Linked DNA regions of Mus musculus: regions 1, 3 and 4 are each linked to region 2. The links are chromatin loops, found by intact Hi-C in ENCODE. Cell type or tissue: left cerebral cortex. All regions are shown on one strand.

Region 1 (2,500 bases), 49 kb before region 2:
TTGAGAGGTTTCTTAGTGGCGACTTGACGCAGTTGCCCATCCTACGCTGACACAGCCCCTTTGGCGGTCTCTGGGTCCATGAAGGAGGCTTCTGGGGGCGGGGGGGGGGGGCGCAGAAGACCTCAGTCTGGGTCACTGCCAACCCCAGCGACTCTCTCTGCTCCAGTCGCTCTTCCTCCAGGACAGAGCTGAGCCGGAGCGCGCGTGCTCGTCTGTCTGCCTGCCTGCCTGCCTGCCTGTCTGCTCCTGCTGATTTTTTTTTTTTTCCTGGTGGTTTGTATGTGCGTTTGTGTGTCTAGGTTTAACTTTCTAGTCAGTTTCTTAAGGAGCCGAAGGCAGAAGGAAAAAGTGCATAGCACCGGGGGAAAAAATCCCCTGGAGAGTAGATCACAGAGGGCACTGGCGCTGGGAAGCCTTTAGGATCATCAACAACAGATTACAGCATTAGGCTCAGTCCATTCTCTGTCTATCCCCTTGCCTCAGCCCCTCCTTCTTATGCTACCAAATATGCAGGGAGATTGCCTTGGGGAGGGGGACCCAAGGTGGCAGCTGCAACTGGGAATTAGGCCAGCAGATCCAGAAGGGGAAAGCTGGCTAGGGCCCCCAAAGCCAGGGTGCCTCACAGCCTGCGCACACGCACGCGTGGTTGAACACACAGGCACACACACACACACACACACACACACACACACACACACACTAACCACACACATGCATGCACACGCAGGACCCCAGGGAGATGTAAGCCGGGTCTGGAGAGCACTGAGCCGGGTGAGCATGCCTCATCAGCCACTGGCAATTCCAGCTGACTGAGCAGCAAGGTGGTTCTCAGTTGAGGGCCTGGGAGATCTTGTGACGTCTCTATTACGCTCCATTTTTCACACTTGCCTCATCGCTGACATGGAATGAGGCTCCAGGGCTGGCGGCACAGCTGAAGCCACAGCTGTCATCTGCTTCTTCCTTATGCTCCCTCTGCCGTGGAAAGGCTCTCTGACCCTCGGGAAGCCAAGCGATGGCCTTGAGGAGAGGAGAATGAAGGCAGCGCTGGCACAGAGGACGTGGCCAAGGTCTCTCTGGTCCTTCCCATCCTCTTCCCAATTCTGACCTAAAGGTCTTTTTCACTGGCTTCGCTGGAGTGCAGAACAGGGAGGTTTGCCTTTTAAAAATGGTCCTCCGAGTTCCCACAGTCGGAACTTTACAGATGACTCGGTGTTCCTTGTCCCTCCAAATTCTTGCTTTGGCAAGGGAATTCTCATGCCTCAGATGTCCGGGTCTGAGCGCGGCAGTGGTAGGCGGGTACCCAGAGAAGCATTCCTCTTATCCGTGTATCCAGCTTTTCCCCAGCAGGGGGCGCCAGAGATAGACCAGGAGGTTGACCTACTCCCTGGCCCCTGATGCAATCGCAGACACCAAGCCCAGACTGCTTCCTCTCCCAGGGACTTTTGTCCATTGGGATGTCTGGTCAGGAATTTCATTAGAGAAGATGGCTGGGTTCCTTGCCCAGTGGGTGGCACAGGCTTCCTCCTAGGAGGCTAAAAAGGAGGTCGCTGGCTAGTTCACTATGTCTCTGGTGCTGTGTGTCGCTGCAGACCAGGGAACGGTGTTGCCTAGGCAGTTTCTTGATGCCTTGCTTGGCCCATACTCCTGGAGGAGGGGAAAAGGAAGAAGCCACTCCCCGAACACAAAAGGAGGAGACTGGGTGGGAACAGCTAAAGGGCAGGAAAGAGGGTAAAGATGCCAGAGAGCTGGGGAGGGGCAGACCGCTAACGGAAATGCAAAGCAACTCAGAGGAAGCACTCCGCTGGTCCAGGGGTCTGGGTCAATGGCCTCTGATGAATGGGGAAGGATCTGGGGTCTAAGGTTGAGCCCCAGCTCTGCCTGTGATCACCTTCTATTCCTGAGCTTCAGTTTCCTCCGTTAGAAAATGGGACTTTCCCTGTCTGGCTAATACGGCGCATACAGGAAAGCCTGTGGTACATAATAGGCGCTGATAAGTAATTATTCAAGTGGAAGAAGGAAGTATCGTTTGCCCGGCATTTATGAGCCGGGTGCTGTGCTTGGCTCTGGAAACAATGAAGAGGAACAACAACAACGGGAGTTTACATCCTCGCAGGTGGGCAAGAGAGAGTGAGGAGTACAATTATTTAACTATAGTCCAGAATAACGCTAAGAAAGAGAAATACAGGCGGGCAGTGGTGCCGCATGCCTTTAATCCCAGCACTTGGGAGGCAGAGGCAGGCGGACTTCTGAGTTCGAGGCCAGCCTGGTCTACAAAGTGTGTTCTAGGACAGCCAGGGCTACACAGAGAAACCCTGTCTTGAAAACACACACACACACACACACACACACACACACACACCAAAAAAAAAAAAATGAGGGAGAGAGAGAGAGAGAGAAAAGAAAGAGAAACACAGAAACAGCTGGACCCTGCCCTGAAATCCCTGGTGCAGTGGGCATAGGGCGGCCAAGTGCAGAGTCTGTGGACTCTCTGGGGAGCTCT
Region 2 (2,500 bases):
GCCGCTCCCATGTAATTAAATTTATTTAGGAGGAGGCACGTGTACACATACGGAGGTCGGAGAACACCTTTCTAGGGCTTCCTATGCCAGTCCCTGAGATCCAACTCAGATCTTGATCAGGGCTTGACCGCAAGCTCCCTTCCCCATCGTCTCACCTGACCCCTGATTGATCATTTTAGCAACTATCCCAACCTCTTCTTAGACAGTTATCTAAACTTTTAGTCTGATAACGGTTTCGTTAGTTGTTTCAAAGTAGGTTTTTGGAAGGCGTAGCCGGAGCTAACCTTTTGGGCCAGCAACGTAGCAGTGGGGGCCGACAAACCCAAAGTGTGGGGGGGGACCCCCAAACGCCCACTCACCCTGATCCGGCCCACGCACACCTGACCATCTGACCTGGGCTAGGCCCAGTCTTTCCATAACCACGGTAATAAATAGTAAGCGAAACCACCCCAGGATACAGGATGAGGGCGGTGGGTGATGAATGGGCTCGACGACGCACAGGTTTGGGCTCAGCGGGGATTAGGCTCCATCCCCGCGTGAGTCATGCCTGCGTAGGTCCGCCTCTCTAAGCCTCAGCCCCTTCCTCCGCCTGACGCCGGCCCACGACTCCCGCCCCCGCGCGGCGGGGACCCGGGTGATTGCAAACAGCCGCCGGCCTCATTAGGAGACGTGTAATTAGCGGCTGGCGGAGCCGAGGGCGGGGGCTAATTACCACCGGGAGAGGCTGCGACGACACGTCGCCGCCGCCGGCCCACCGGGAGGCGTCTGGCCCGCACTTCCCGGCTGGCCCGGATCAGGGTGCTTCCTCTGGGTGACAGCCGCTCGCCGTTGTTTGTTTATTAGGCACCCGCCCTCCCGTGCCGGTGCAATCCCACCTACACCTCCATCCTAATAATTCTTAATAATCGGAACTAGAAGGGGAAGCTCTGCTTTGGAGACGCGGTGTGGTCCCTGACAGCACCGGGCCGGAGGACGAAGACCGGGGATCCGAACCCACGCCTGTGGCTACGTTACAGCAGGTGGGCAGTGAGCATCGGAGTGGATCCGAGCAGGGAGTTTGGAGACCAATGCTTTCAAGGTTAAATTCTGGGCCTGGGCCCGGACCGCATCTATAAAATGGTCTCAGGGTTAGGATAAAGGCACTGGTGCTATTTTTAGAGAGTGGGGAGTGTGGCGAGCTACACAGTGGGCCTCTGGCACCCCCTACCGGCCGCTGGCTGTGGACGATGATTGCCTCTTGATTGCAATAGTGAATGGCAGTCTGCGAAGGGACATCTGTGGTCCCCTAAAGCTGTGGCTAAGAGAAGACTGAAAACTGATTTCGGATCTTGTAAATAGTCAGCTGTGAAATATAAGTCTTGCTTTACGTTACCACACCTGGCCAGGCGAGGCCATGACAGCTGTACACATAACGGAGGTCCTGAGAACCAACTTCCCAAAGTCGTCCTCTGATCGCCACCTCCGGCCGTGGCAAATACGCACCTCCACATTTCTACAACAAATAAATAAATCTAATTTTCAAAAATGACCCTGCTACAAAGCCAGGCACCAAGAAACCCAGGATAACAAGAAAATCTGTAGACAATGTGTATTAAGGCAATGCTGACCGACTTAGTGGTGCACTTAAAACATGCAATACCGAGCACGTGAGGAATGTCTGTAGCAGCACCGGCGACAGGAAAATAGAGTCAAGCAGCGGACTTACAGGCATGTTGCATGCTTAAAACATATATGTCCAGGCCAAGGCCTGGCAAAACCTATCTCTCCAGAAATGGGGATGATGGCTCCTTCCCACTAAAGGTTTTGGCAAGGGCCTGGGAATTTGGGGAGCACTGAACCTTATCTACATCTTAATAGGGTGGCAGTCACACAAATCCACCTCACTGAGTCACACCATTAAGAATATGCACTTAGGGCTGGTGAGATGGCTCAGTAGGTAGGAGCACCTGACTGCTCTTCTGAAGGTCCGGAGTTCAAATCCCAGCAACCACATGGTGGCTCACAACCATCCGTAATGAGATCTGACTCCATCTTCTGGATTGTCTGAAGACAGCTACACTTACATATAATAATAAATAAATCTTTAAAAAAATATGGACTTAGGGGCTGGAGTGAAGGCTCTTCTGAAGGTCCTGGGTTCAAATCCCACGTGGTGGCTCACAACCATCTGTAATGAGATCTGATGTTCTCTTCTGGTGTGTCTGAAGAAAGCTATAGTGTACTTAGATATAATAATAAATTTTAAAAAAGAATATGCACTTAACATGCAAGATAAATGAAGTGTAGCACACCCCTGTAGTCCTAGTCCTTAGGAGGCTGAGGCAGGATTGCTTTGGGCTCCAAGCTAGCCTTAGGTAGATAGAGTGGGACCCTGTTTTTTTTTTTTTTTTTTTTTTTTGTTTGTTTGTTTTTTAAATGCTGGGCAGTGGTGGCGCAGGCCTTTAATCCCAGCACTCGGGAGGCAGAAGCAGGCGGATTTCTGAGTTCAAGGCCAGCCTGG
Region 3 (2,500 bases), 110 kb before region 2:
AACCTAGGGAGCCAGAGAGGTGGGAGTCAGTCAGTGGGGATCTGAGGACCCCTGAGGCGCACCTAAGGACTGCTCTGACAGGCAACCTCGGCCTATGCTGCCCTTCCCAAACACTCACACATGCAGCAGTCTGGGGCAGGACCATGTGACTTTAGCAGAAAGGCAAACAGAGAGGAAAGCACTCCTAAACATCAGACTGCTCTAGAGGCAGTCCCCACCCAGAGCCTCTCTTCCAGGGTCACTGGAAACAGAGTCAGCTCTCTCTAAAGCCCCAACTGTGCCTCTCCCATGAGCCACATTAGCCTGGGAGCCGACCAGTCCTATCACGATCTATCAGCATCCTGGGCTCTAAATACTGACGTAAAAATCCCCGAAGAAGTCTGAGAAGGAAGAGAGCAAAGCACAGGGTGCACACTAAACTCAAGAGACACCGTTCTGTGAACAGAACTGCCCAGGGCCACGGCAGGACATGGTAAAAGTCACGGCCAGGGAAGCAGGAGGGAGGCTCATGGCTTCTAGAGCAAGAACAGAAGATGCCACCAGGCTGAGACCGTGGTCCCCCCAGGCCTGGCTGTGGCTTCTCAAAGGCAGTAAGAAGCCCCCTCAAAACCTTATCTTTGACTCTGGTGCCACCTCCCAACCCAGTGGCTTAGCCCGGGCTCTGCCTACCCCAGTCCCTCTTCAAGTTTCTTCCAGTTGGCCTAACTGCATAGGCGAGGACAGACTGTGCCAGTGGCACGGGACGGGGGAGAAGTGAGCTGCTCTCAGCTGCCCAAAGCACCCAGGAACCTGCAGGGGCTGGGAACCTGCAGCCCAGCCCAGCACAAGCCTTCTGGCAGACAAAGCTGTGCCTGGACAGTCAGGCTTGTCGGGATAAGCAGTGCACAGCTAAGACTATACAGAAATAATCTTTTATCTGGATCCCGGGAAGCTTACCCTAATCTTTTACTTCACTATAATACCTCTGTGAACTAGGGGGCAGGGAACAAACACTGGGAAGAGAAACTGCTGGCTGGCACCTCCTTGGAGCACAAAACCCCGCCGCCGCCGCCCCAGCTGCAGCTTCCTGGACCAGGTTCGAGGTGGGTGTTGACGGGCGACAGCTGCAATTCCTGCTCGGTGCTCGTGGTGGCGGCAGAGGACCTCCCTGTCCACTCCCGCAGCAGTTACTGGCCTCCATTATAGGCATAGTCCGCCTTGTTGTGCATCACCAGCTTGTTGTCAACAAAGTAGAAGCTGTCGGAGCGCGTCTCATAGGGATTTTCAATCATCAGACGAACTGTGAGGGAAGAGCAAGCTCTGTGAGTCTGCCCCACAGCCAGGCGGAAGCCGCTCAGCATCCCTCCAAAGACAGAGCAGCACTTTGCAAAGCTTGAGTGCAAAAGAATCCAGGGAGCCTGGAGGGCGCCAGATGGACTGTGACGTCCAGTCCAGTTCTACACCAGGATGCAATCAACTCTTTAGTCATCCCTAGCCTCATCTGTCTTGCCGTATCCTAGGAAACAAACTTCTCAGTCACGACCACTTCTTTCCTCCACGCTCCTGGCCGGCCCAGCAGTGAGCCCTGCTTTTGGCCTGCTGCCACCTCTGGATATTCCAGCAGAAACCCAGAGTAGCATGCCCCTCTGTACCTGCCTCTCTGGGTTGTCTGGTTTGTGGAGGAAGGATCTCACTGTACCACTCTGGCTGGCTCTGAACTCACAGAGATTTGCTGCCTTCTGCTTCCCAAGGGCCAGGGGGCACCACCATAACCAACTCACTTGTTAATTTTTTTTAAATTACTTATTTTATGTGTACAAGGTTTTGTTTTGTTTTGTTTTGCCTGCCTGTAGACATCTGTACACTACATGTGTGCTACTCTCAGATGCCAGAAGTGAGGCTAAAGCCCTGTGAGCAGCCCCGGTGTAGGCACTGGGAATGGAGCCCAGGTCCTCTGGGAGAAGAACCATGCTCTTCCCCACGTCTCCATCCTCCTACCGCTATGGGCCTGCAAGCCAAAAGAACCTTAGGTGCCCAGTCAGAGGAACAGAGGGAAGCCACTCTCTAGAGAGGCCCATTTGCCTAGGGAACTTCTGTCTGTCTGTCTGTCTAAGCCCTTGCCCTCCCCTCTTTCCACACTGGAAGAAGGTGAATACAATTCCGGTTCCCTCCACTTGGCTCTGATTTAAGAGCCCTGGGCCATCTCCTAGCCATAGGGAAAGGCATCTCAGGTGTAAGCAGTGTCAGCCATGCTCAGCTCTCTGTGCTCAGCCGGGCCACAGCAATGCAGTGTACACTCTGACTCAACTCCACACCCTTGGACGGTTTGCTTTCACCAGTTGATCTAACCCTGCAAGCATCTGCACCTCCAGGTCAGCTCAGGCCAGAATGAGATTCTGTCAGGACGCCCTGCCCGGCTCGAAGGCGCCCCACCTGGGTGCTGTTGTCACAAGAGTGGAGCGCCCACTCCAGAGCATGCAATCGCCAGGGACCTGAGACTGAGAGAACACACGTCATATTG
Region 4 (2,500 bases), 100 kb before region 2:
TCTATACTATACCATTGTGTGGCAGGTCCCTCAAGGGGAAGGGATGCCTTGGCACAGGCCCGCTGAGACATCCCCTTCCCCCATACCTCACTACACCCTCAAAGGACCTATTCTATACCTCTTTATCTTTTTATAAACACATCACAGAAGAACTTAAGAATGATAAAATCCAAAGGCCACTAAGCTCTGGCTGTGGCTTTCTCTAAGGACTCTCAGAGATGGGAAAGGGACATACATCAGGGGAGACCCGAGTGTCCTTAGCATGTCTGTAGGGCCAGGCATTTGACAGTCCAAGACACCAGTGAGGCTCACAGGATGTTAGTGGTCAGGTACTAGCCATTTCTATACTTTCAAATCCCCCATGAAAACAGAGAACTGAAGCAGCTTTTTCACTGTTCCGGGACCGCGAGCATGACTATCTACAGTTGTTTTTGGGCAGAGGAAAGAGTGTCCCCACCCCAAACAGTGTTAGGAAACTGGGTCACCAAACATCCCAAATCAAATTGAAACTATTTTAGGAGATGGAGGCTTCCTTTTGCACAGGCTGAGCCAGTTAATAGCCACTTTCCCTCAAACTCCATTTCCATGAGCAACCTGAACTACACCTCACAGCCCCAGGGGCCCCAGTGAAGCAATCCAGCGGATACTCTGACATCCTTCAGGGAAACAGGGTTAGAAGTCTCCAGGGCAGGGAGGTGAAAAGGGCAAGCCAAGGCTAACCAGGTGACTGCAAACTCCTGGGGTGGGGGTGGGTGAGGAAAGGGTGTCAGGTCAGGGCTGGACTGGGCAGCTTCCAAAAGGCAGAGGTAGATCATCAGGGAGCAGACACGTCTCTCTTCCCACCATCCCTTACACCAGTCAAAAAAGACTTAAAAGATGTAAAAAATCGTACTTCTGAAACACCGACCAACTGTAAATTCACTAGAAAAGAAATTTTCAAGAGCAAGAAGATCCCCGTCTCGGTTTCTACAAACGCTCAAACTTTTAAACTTTTTTTTGGGGGGGAGAGTGGGGGGAGATGTGGAAAAAAAATGCAACCAAGTTTAAGTGTGCAAGGAACGCAACAGCCACGTGTTTGACGGAAGCACAAGCTACCTGGACACAAAGGGGTCCCCGACCCCAGAGGGGACCGAAAGCAAAGGTCGAGAGGGGGAGGGGCTGTCAGGAGCCGGGGTCCGCAGGTAGGGGCTCTGTCAGGCTGCGGGAAGCTGGGGTTGGTCAGATCAGCAGGATGGGTGGGCAGGAACCCGGCTAAGGGCTGGGGTCGCAAGGACGGGGACCCAAGGTGGGCAGGGTCGGTCGGACCAGGCCCAGAGACGCTCGCCGGGTCTGGGAAGCGGGGCCCTCAGCAGCACGGCCCGAGCAGACCCCCGGCGTCGGCAGCACTCGACCCGGCCCAGCCCGCCGAGCGCTCCCAGGCCCGGTGCCCAGGGAGGGCGCGGCTCGCCCGCCCGCCCGCCCGCTCGCCACTCACTCTCGGTGACCCGGTTGAGGCGTAGGACGTGCTCGGGGCGGATCGTGTCCAGGGCCAGCAGCTCCTGCTCCGTGACGGCGGCCCCGGAGCCGTCGTCGGGCGTGTGTGGGGGCCCCTGGCGTCGCGCCTTGAGCCGGTTCAGGACGCCGCCGCCGGCCTTCTTCTTCTCCTCCTTGCCAGCCACCAGCCCGCCGGGCCCAGCCTGCGAACCCGCAGTCGCAGCCTTCGGGTTCGACCCGCTCATCGCTCCACCACCAAGATGGCCGCCACCTCAGGGGCGCCGTAACTATGGAGAGCGGGGGCGGGACCCTGGCGCCCAGGGCGGGGCCTGAGCTCCTGGGGGGCGAGGCCCGGGCTCCTGGGGGCGGGGCCTGTGGAGGAGCCGCCTCCTGGAAGGTGCGAGGGTGCTGACCTGAGAATCTTCACACTCCAGTCACTCTGGATATTTAAAACACATGCTTTTTTTTTTTTTTTTTTAAATTATTAGATATTTTCTTTATATACATTTCAAATGCTATCCTGAAAGTTCCCTATACCCTCCCTCCGCCTTGCTCCCCTACCCACCCACTCCCGCTTCTTGGCCCTGCATTCCCCTGTACTGGGGCATATAAAGTTTGCAATACCAAGGGGCCTCTCTTCCCAGTGATGGCCGACTAGGCCATCTTCTGCTTCATATGCAGCTAGAGACATGAGCTCTGGGGGTACTGGTTAGTTCATATTGTGGTTCCACCTATAGGGTTGCAGACCCCTTCAGCTCCTTGGGTACATTCTCTAGCTTCTCCATTGGGGACCCTGTTTTCCATCTTATAGAAGACTGTGAGCATCCACTTCTGTATTTGCCAGGCACTAGCATAGCCTCACAAGAGACAGCTATATCAGGGTCCCTTCAGCAAAAAAAAAAAAAAAGATTTATTTAGTAAACTGTAGCTGTCTTCAGACACACCAGAAGAGGGCATCAGATCCTGTTACAGATGGTTGTGAGCCACCATGTGGTTGCTGGGATTTGAACTCAGGACCTCTGGAAGA

What was found. A loop is a pair of places that touch in the nucleus more often than their neighbours do. Peaks named below come from ENCODE experiments on the same cell type or tissue, not always from the same donor. Only the 100,000 strongest peaks of a DNase experiment are listed, where the experiment ranks them.
Region 1: it touches region 2 in a loop (6-fold over the local background); 20 of 42 quality-filtered maps call a loop at or near these places.
Region 3: it touches region 2 in a loop (7-fold over the local background); 27 of 42 quality-filtered maps call a loop at or near these places.
Region 4: a loop joins it to region 2, with 5 times the contacts of the local background. A loop is called at or near these places in 25 of 42 quality-filtered maps.

What each region holds. Positions count from the first base shown.
Region 1 is chr5:115,186,017-115,188,516 of GRCm38, forward strand. All of the region lies in intron 1 of Cabp1 (calcium binding protein 1), which reads right to left. Among named protein-coding and RNA genes, the nearest start is that of Gm35515, 7.1 kb to the right of the region's middle. In left cerebral cortex, a CTCF peak has its summit at 1,338 (motif pointing right); DNase peaks (open chromatin) are centred at 313, 898 and 1,356; H3K4me3 peaks cover 937 bases; H3K27ac peaks cover 1,682 bases.
Region 2 is chr5:115,234,866-115,237,365 of GRCm38, forward strand. It overlaps Pop5 (processing of precursor 5, ribonuclease P/MRP family (S. cerevisiae)), which reads left to right and starts at 986. Exons shown (of 6, transcript NM_026398.4): 1 at 986-1,019. In left cerebral cortex, CTCF peaks have their summits at 1,211 (motif pointing left) and 1,410; DNase peaks (open chromatin) are centred at 597 and 1,198; H3K4me3 peaks cover 1,345 bases; H3K27ac peaks cover 1,438 bases.
Region 3 is chr5:115,124,222-115,126,721 of GRCm38, forward strand. It overlaps Unc119b (unc-119 lipid binding chaperone B), which reads right to left. Exons shown (of 5, transcript NM_175352.4): 5 at 1-1,279. The coding sequence ends at 1,167. Among named protein-coding and RNA genes, the nearest start is that of Acads, 6.1 kb to the left of the region's middle. In left cerebral cortex, a CTCF peak has its summit at 1,129; DNase peaks (open chromatin) are centred at 1,170, 1,431 and 1,900; H3K4me3 peaks cover 219 bases; H3K27ac peaks cover 2,500 bases.
Region 4 is chr5:115,133,193-115,135,692 of GRCm38, forward strand. Unc119b (unc-119 lipid binding chaperone B) reads right to left here and starts at 1,783. Exons shown (of 5, transcript NM_175352.4): 1 at 1,475-1,783. The coding sequence starts at 1,718. In left cerebral cortex, a CTCF peak has its summit at 2,410 (motif pointing right); DNase peaks (open chromatin) are centred at 1,188 and 1,778; H3K4me3 peaks cover 1,921 bases; H3K27ac peaks cover 671 bases.